Linked DNA regions of Homo sapiens: region 1 is linked to region 2. Evidence: chromatin loops called from intact Hi-C (ENCODE). Cell type or tissue: endothelial cell of umbilical vein. All regions are shown on one strand. Each heading gives the region's core, and the rest is flanking DNA. Links, peaks and the distances in the headings are about the cores only. Region 1 holds the start of LOC100271832 (a long non-coding RNA gene). Region 2 overlaps TTC27 (tetratricopeptide repeat domain 27).

What was found. A loop is a pair of places that touch in the nucleus more often than their neighbours do. Peaks named below come from ENCODE experiments on the same cell type or tissue, not always from the same donor. Only the 100,000 strongest peaks of a DNase experiment are listed, where the experiment ranks them.
Region 1: it touches region 2 in a loop (3.0-fold over the local background); 1 of 110 quality-filtered maps calls a loop at or near these places.

Annotation. Positions count from the first base shown.
Region 1 is chr2:32,925,421-32,928,238 of GRCh38, reverse strand. LOC100271832 (a long non-coding RNA gene) reads right to left here and starts at 1,152. Exons shown (of 4, transcript NR_183187.1): 1 at 1,002-1,152; 2 at 116-207; 3 at 1-3. In endothelial cell of umbilical vein, for the core only: no CTCF peak of the experiment used is centred there; a DNase peak (open chromatin) is centred at 1,258; H3K27ac peaks cover 422 bases; H3K27me3 peaks cover 237 bases.
Region 2 is chr2:32,790,844-32,793,661 of GRCh38, reverse strand. All of the region lies in intron 16 of TTC27 (tetratricopeptide repeat domain 27), which reads right to left. Among named protein-coding and RNA genes, the nearest start is that of LINC00486, 33 kb to the left of the region's middle. In endothelial cell of umbilical vein, for the core only: no CTCF peak of the experiment used is centred there; a DNase peak (open chromatin) is centred at 1,111; H3K27ac peaks cover 569 bases.

The DNA.
Region 1 (2,818 bases), core at 129-2,628, 130 kb before region 2:
GACCTGTCCATGGGAGGTGCCAAAAAATATTTGTTGACCAAATGAATACATGCATGAATGAGTGAATGAAGACAATTCCTCAGTCTCTTTTGTGGGCTCCTCTTCATCTGCTCACCCTTCAATGAGGACATTCTCCAAGATTTCGTGCTTAGTTGCTTTTTCTTTTCATTCTGTACTTTTGTCCTGGATGACCTCTCTTCCCTTTGCCTTAGGTAACATTCAGGTGAAAATTATCCCCAACTTTTCAACTCTACCGCATCTATTTTTCACGTCTATATTTCCACTGCTTTCAGTTGGACCCATGCTCACCCCATATTCAACTTGTCAAAAACCTCATCCTTTTCTTTCCCATCTTTCTTCCTCTTAAGAGCTCCACCTCCATTGATAGTACCACCATCTCCTCAACATCTGGATTTAAGCTCAGAGGACCCTTTTACTCTCCTCCTGCCCTCCCTGATTCCTGTCTACTGAGCACAGCCATACTCTGGAAGTTCATCCTTTCTTTCAATTCCATCCCCACTACCCCTGTGTCACTTCCCACCAAGATCATCACCAAACCCTGGGACGTTTTCTTACTTTGAATCTGCACTTCCCGTGACTGCTGGGTTTCCTAAACCACAGAACTCCTCATTGTCCCATCATGCTCAAAAACACTTTCTGTTTCTCATTGCCTCCAAAATAAAGCCCAGGCACACAGGCTCCTCGCAGTCTCGTTCGATCTATCTTTCCTGCTTCATCACCCTTCCCCATAGCCCCCACTCTGCCATCTTCAATCTTTCTGTCTCTATCATCTCCATCTCCAGCCCCATCTCCCTCTTCGTCTCTGTCTCTAAGAGCCTTGCCAGGTTTCTGCAGCCAACAGTCCCTTCATGCTGCCTCCATGACCACTGACATTTCTCGCCTGCCCGGATGCCATCTCTCACTGCTGTCTTCTCAAACTGCTTCTCCTCCTCCAGGGCCCATATCAAGTATCACCTCTTCTGAGCAGCCTTTTCCCAAACCTTCAGTCAGGATTGAGGGTGCTCTCCTCTGTAGTCTGGTAGCATCTGACGGTGCCTCCCTGAGAGCACAGCCCACAGCTGTCAGGTGCAGGTGGGTGGGCAGAGGGAGACAGTGAGGTGCTCCTGAAGAACTTGAGCACAGGGATAGAATGTTTCTCCTCTAGAGTGAGCTCATAAAACAATGTGTCATGGGAGAGAACAAAGTGCCTGCTAGCTCAAAGGAACAATGCCTTTGACTAGCAACAGCTGTAGCCTGTAGCCAATGACGTCAAGGAAGCTGCAAAAAGGCTGTGTTAACAGAAGCAGGGCTGTTAGAGGAAGGCCAGAGTCAAAGAAGCACATTCTTGCATTTTCCAATCTTTTCCAGGGGAGGAATGCTGATGGGGGTGGGGAGGTTGGATTTCAGGCACTGGAGTGGTGGTGTCCAGCAAGGGACAGGGCTAGTTTCTCCTCTCATCTTACCTTGACCTGAACAAACTATCCTGGGGGCCCCCTGCTGTCTAGTCGTGCTCATCAGAAAGTCTCAGTGTAAGTAGCCACACTTGAATGTGCGCCGTATCATGTAGAAAGGGTGGCTCTCTAGAAATTATTCTAGTCCCCAAAAGGACTATTCCACCCCACATGTTCATTTCTAGCCTACAAGTCAGTCTGTGGTTTGGGCATCTTCAGTCCATCAAGAACTCTGTGGTCATGCCCAAGTCTAGTTTCTGGGCCTGCAAGTCATGGAAATGCCCCTGGGAGGCAGCCGTCCAGCTGTCCCCCTCAGCAGCCAGGGACTGCCACCCTATTCAAGATGCTACAGCCAAGAATTAGAGTTAACTGTGCCCAGCAGTGTCCTCCCACAAGACCACAGGTTCGCAGGCTTTTTCTGTAGAGGGCCATCCAGTCAAATATTTTAGGTTTTGTGGGTGATAAAGTCTCTATCTACTTAACTTTGCCCTTATAGTGGGTGCTCAGCAGCCATAGACAATATGTAATCAAACAAGCGTGTCTGGATTCCAGTAAAACATTATTTACTAAAATAGGTGGTGAGCCAGATTGGCCCACAAGCCATAGTTTGGCAAACCCTGCAGCAGGTCATGAGTTCTTGACAGTAGTGACTGAGTATTTCCTCCTTGGATCCACTCATATATGCCTAGGGCATATTACATCCTCACTGTGTCTGTGGAATTGGACTGAATGCTTTTCTCCTAAATGGCCCACAGGCCTTTGCATAGTAGTGATCACGGTGAACAGAGAACCATCCCATCTGAAGGAACCTTAGAGGTACCCTCCTTGTCAGCAAAGAGATCCTTCTGTAGTATCCTTGACGCATGACATCTAGTTAGCATCCTTCTGCGATGCCTCTGCCTTTGTGTGATCATCCATTTACTCGCCTGATAGCTATCGGGGACTGTTAGCATGTCCAACCCACGTGTGATGAACTGGAAGAATGATCCATCCCTCTTGTGTTGACTGCCTTCCAAGAGCTACTCAGTAAATACTTGCTATACAACTGATTATACTAGTAAGCTAATTTTGTGAGCCAATTTTGGCAGAAGCTGTTTGTTTTCTGCAGAAATTTTAAGCAACCAAAATAAGGATTTGAAGCAGAGAAAACATATTATCTACTAAAAGCCTACAGTGGTTCCTTCCGTGGCTGTAAACTCAGCTGTGATACCACCTGCCTTCTGCCGGCTGGGATGCAGGCTGCAGCGTTGCCCAAGAGTCAGTGGGCAAATGGTGCTCCTCCCAGCTTGGCTACTCGGACCCAGGGATCTCACAGAAGCCTGGCAAGGCTGACAGCTCTCAGGGGGCCTGTGTGGGTTCTTTCCAGT
Region 2 (2,818 bases), core at 131-2,630:
AATCCCAGTTACTCAGGAGGCTGAGGCAGGAGAATCACTTGAACCCAGGAAGGAGAGGTTGCAGTGAGCCGAGATGGCACCATTGTATTCCAGCCTGGGTGACAGAGCGAGACTCCATCTCAAACAACAACAACAACAAACATTGTTACAATAATATTAGCTTTTATAATTGTTCTTATATTTATCTTTATTGAGATTTTTATTTCTTTATCCAGCGTTGAGTTATTGTCTAGTGTCCTTTCTTTTCACCCTGCAGGACCCCCTTGAGCATTTCATGCAGGGCAGTTCTAGTGGTAATGAACTTCCTTAACTTTTGTTTATCTGGGAATGCCTTAATTTCTCTCTCACTTTTGAAAGGCAGTTTTGCCAGATAAAGGATTCTTGATTGACAGTTTTTTTCTTTTAGCACTTTGAATATATCAGTCCACTGCCTGCTGGCCTCCAAAGTTTATTATGAGAAATCTGCTGATAATCTTATTAAGGATTCTTTGTATGTGACAGATTTCATTTTAGTCAGTATAAACAGCTCTATAGCCCTCATATCCCACCCAAACCAATACTATCCCACTGAGTTCATATAATGGCCTTTAAATCCCTTACCCACATCTTGATTTCATTTAGGTAATAGTAGAACTTATGTTTCATTCTCTGTCCCAACCCTATTTCTCACCTCCATCAGGAACCACACTTAGGGAATGCAACAAGCAGAGAATGACTGGGAAACTAACACTGGCCTGTGAAGAGAGTTGAAGGCCTCTCACATAGAGGAGCGGCAATTCCAACATAAATGTAGAAGAATCTCCACAAAGAGAAATGTATTAACTATTCGTTTCCCAACACTAACCTTGACTTCCTTGGGCTAGTCTCATCAAAGTCTTGGCCTAAAGTGCAAGGCACTGGCCCTTTGAATCCTGGAGGTCCTCAAAGCAGGAAGGAATAGGACTGCCTTAACCCATTACAAAAACTACCAGGAGGGCTCCAGGCCAAGAATGAAGCAATTTCCCACCTCCCCTGCTTGGCTAGCTCCCTGCTCCACTTGGAGCTCTCTAAGTACTTGTTCTGTTTCCTGGTCTGATAACCCTGACCCTTGGCTTCCCCAAACCTCAGTTATCAGAGAGAGATAGGCAGTTTAGCATTGTCTTTTTCAGTCCTTCAAAAAAAAACCAAAAAACAAAACAAAAAACAGTTCTTAGACTGTGGAAAGGGCTTTAGGTTAAATACGCCAGATGTCAAGCCTTAGCTTTACTGCTCGCTAGCTATAAGAAATCAACCTTATTAATTCACTTTGCTGAGCCTCAGGTACCTCAACAGTTAAATGGAGAGAATACCTATTTTCCAAAGCTATAATTTTTATAACATATATCCATTCTCTCCTCTTCTCTTTACTTTCGGGTAATGCACAGCCAGCAAGTGTCCCAGAACTTCAATTTCATTGGCAACTTGCCCCACTGCACATCAACACCATCTTCTCCTGTCCCCAAAGAAAGCATCAAATAAAAATACACACAAAGGACAACCTCAATATGCAAGAATACATACTGTATGATTCTATCTATATGGTATTCAAGAAAAAGCAAAACTAAACTGTGGAGATGGAAATCAGAAAGTAGTTGCCTCATGGGGGAAAGAGGTGGTGTTTCAACTGACTGGAAATGCATGTAAGAGAACTTTCTGTAGTAATGAAAATGTTCCATAACTGTTTGGGGTGGTGATTACATAAGAATACATGTAGTTAAAATTATCTGCAAATTATTTTTTTATTTTGTTATTTTATTTCATATTTTTTTGAGATGGGGTTTTGCTCTGTTGCCCAGGCTGGAGTGTGGTGGCACGATCATAGCTCACTGAAACCTCAAACTCCTGGGCTTAAGCAATCCTCCTGCTGTAGCCTCACAAGTAGCTGGGGCTGTAGGCACATCCCACCATGCCTGGCTTATTATCTGCACATTATGTCTGAATTTTTAAAAACCTTTGTTAGGTATAGTTCACAAGCACATTAATATGATGGGAAAATGTGCTTTTGACATAAATCTTCCCCCACAGACTTCAAGGCGTGACAAAGAAAAAAATAAGACATGCCTACCTGTGATTTCTGTCTTTGGTTCCTACTAGCCAAATGACTGCTCAAGTTATATAAGCTCTCTGGGTTTCATATTAATCAACTATAAAATGAGGAGTATTTACTATCCACCTCACATACTGTATGCCCAATAAAAGATAACCTGTGTTAAGTGGCAGAAACATAGTAAGCACTCAATATATATTAATCCCCTTTCCTTCCTCTTCCACATATAAACAACAAATGAATGTCAATAATGCAATACTTAAATTATTTTCCCAAAATGTTGCCCAAGGTATCCAGAAAAACAAAAAAGGAAGAAAAGGAAAAATATCCCAACAAATCAACATCAGAATTTACCTTGGGGAAAGAAGTATGGCTATATATGAGGATTCGTCTGCAAGGATATTCATGACATTATTTATAATAGTCAAAAACTGGAAAACTGAACAGGAACTAATTATGTAGGAACATGAAAATCAGTTTTATGATAGATGAATAAAAATATGTATAATCTAGAAATAAATACAAATAAGTGCTATTATAGAAAAGCATTCCTGGGTTTTACCAAACTATACATTAGTCAAAATTAGGACAAAGGTGTTTTTCAACATAGTACTGGAAGTCCTAGACAGAGCAATTAGGCAAGAAAAAAGAAATAAGAGATATTCTAATAGGTAAGGACTGAGCAAAACTGTCTCTATTTGCTGACAATATGATCTTAGCGAAAACCATAAAGAGTCCATGTAAAAACTATTA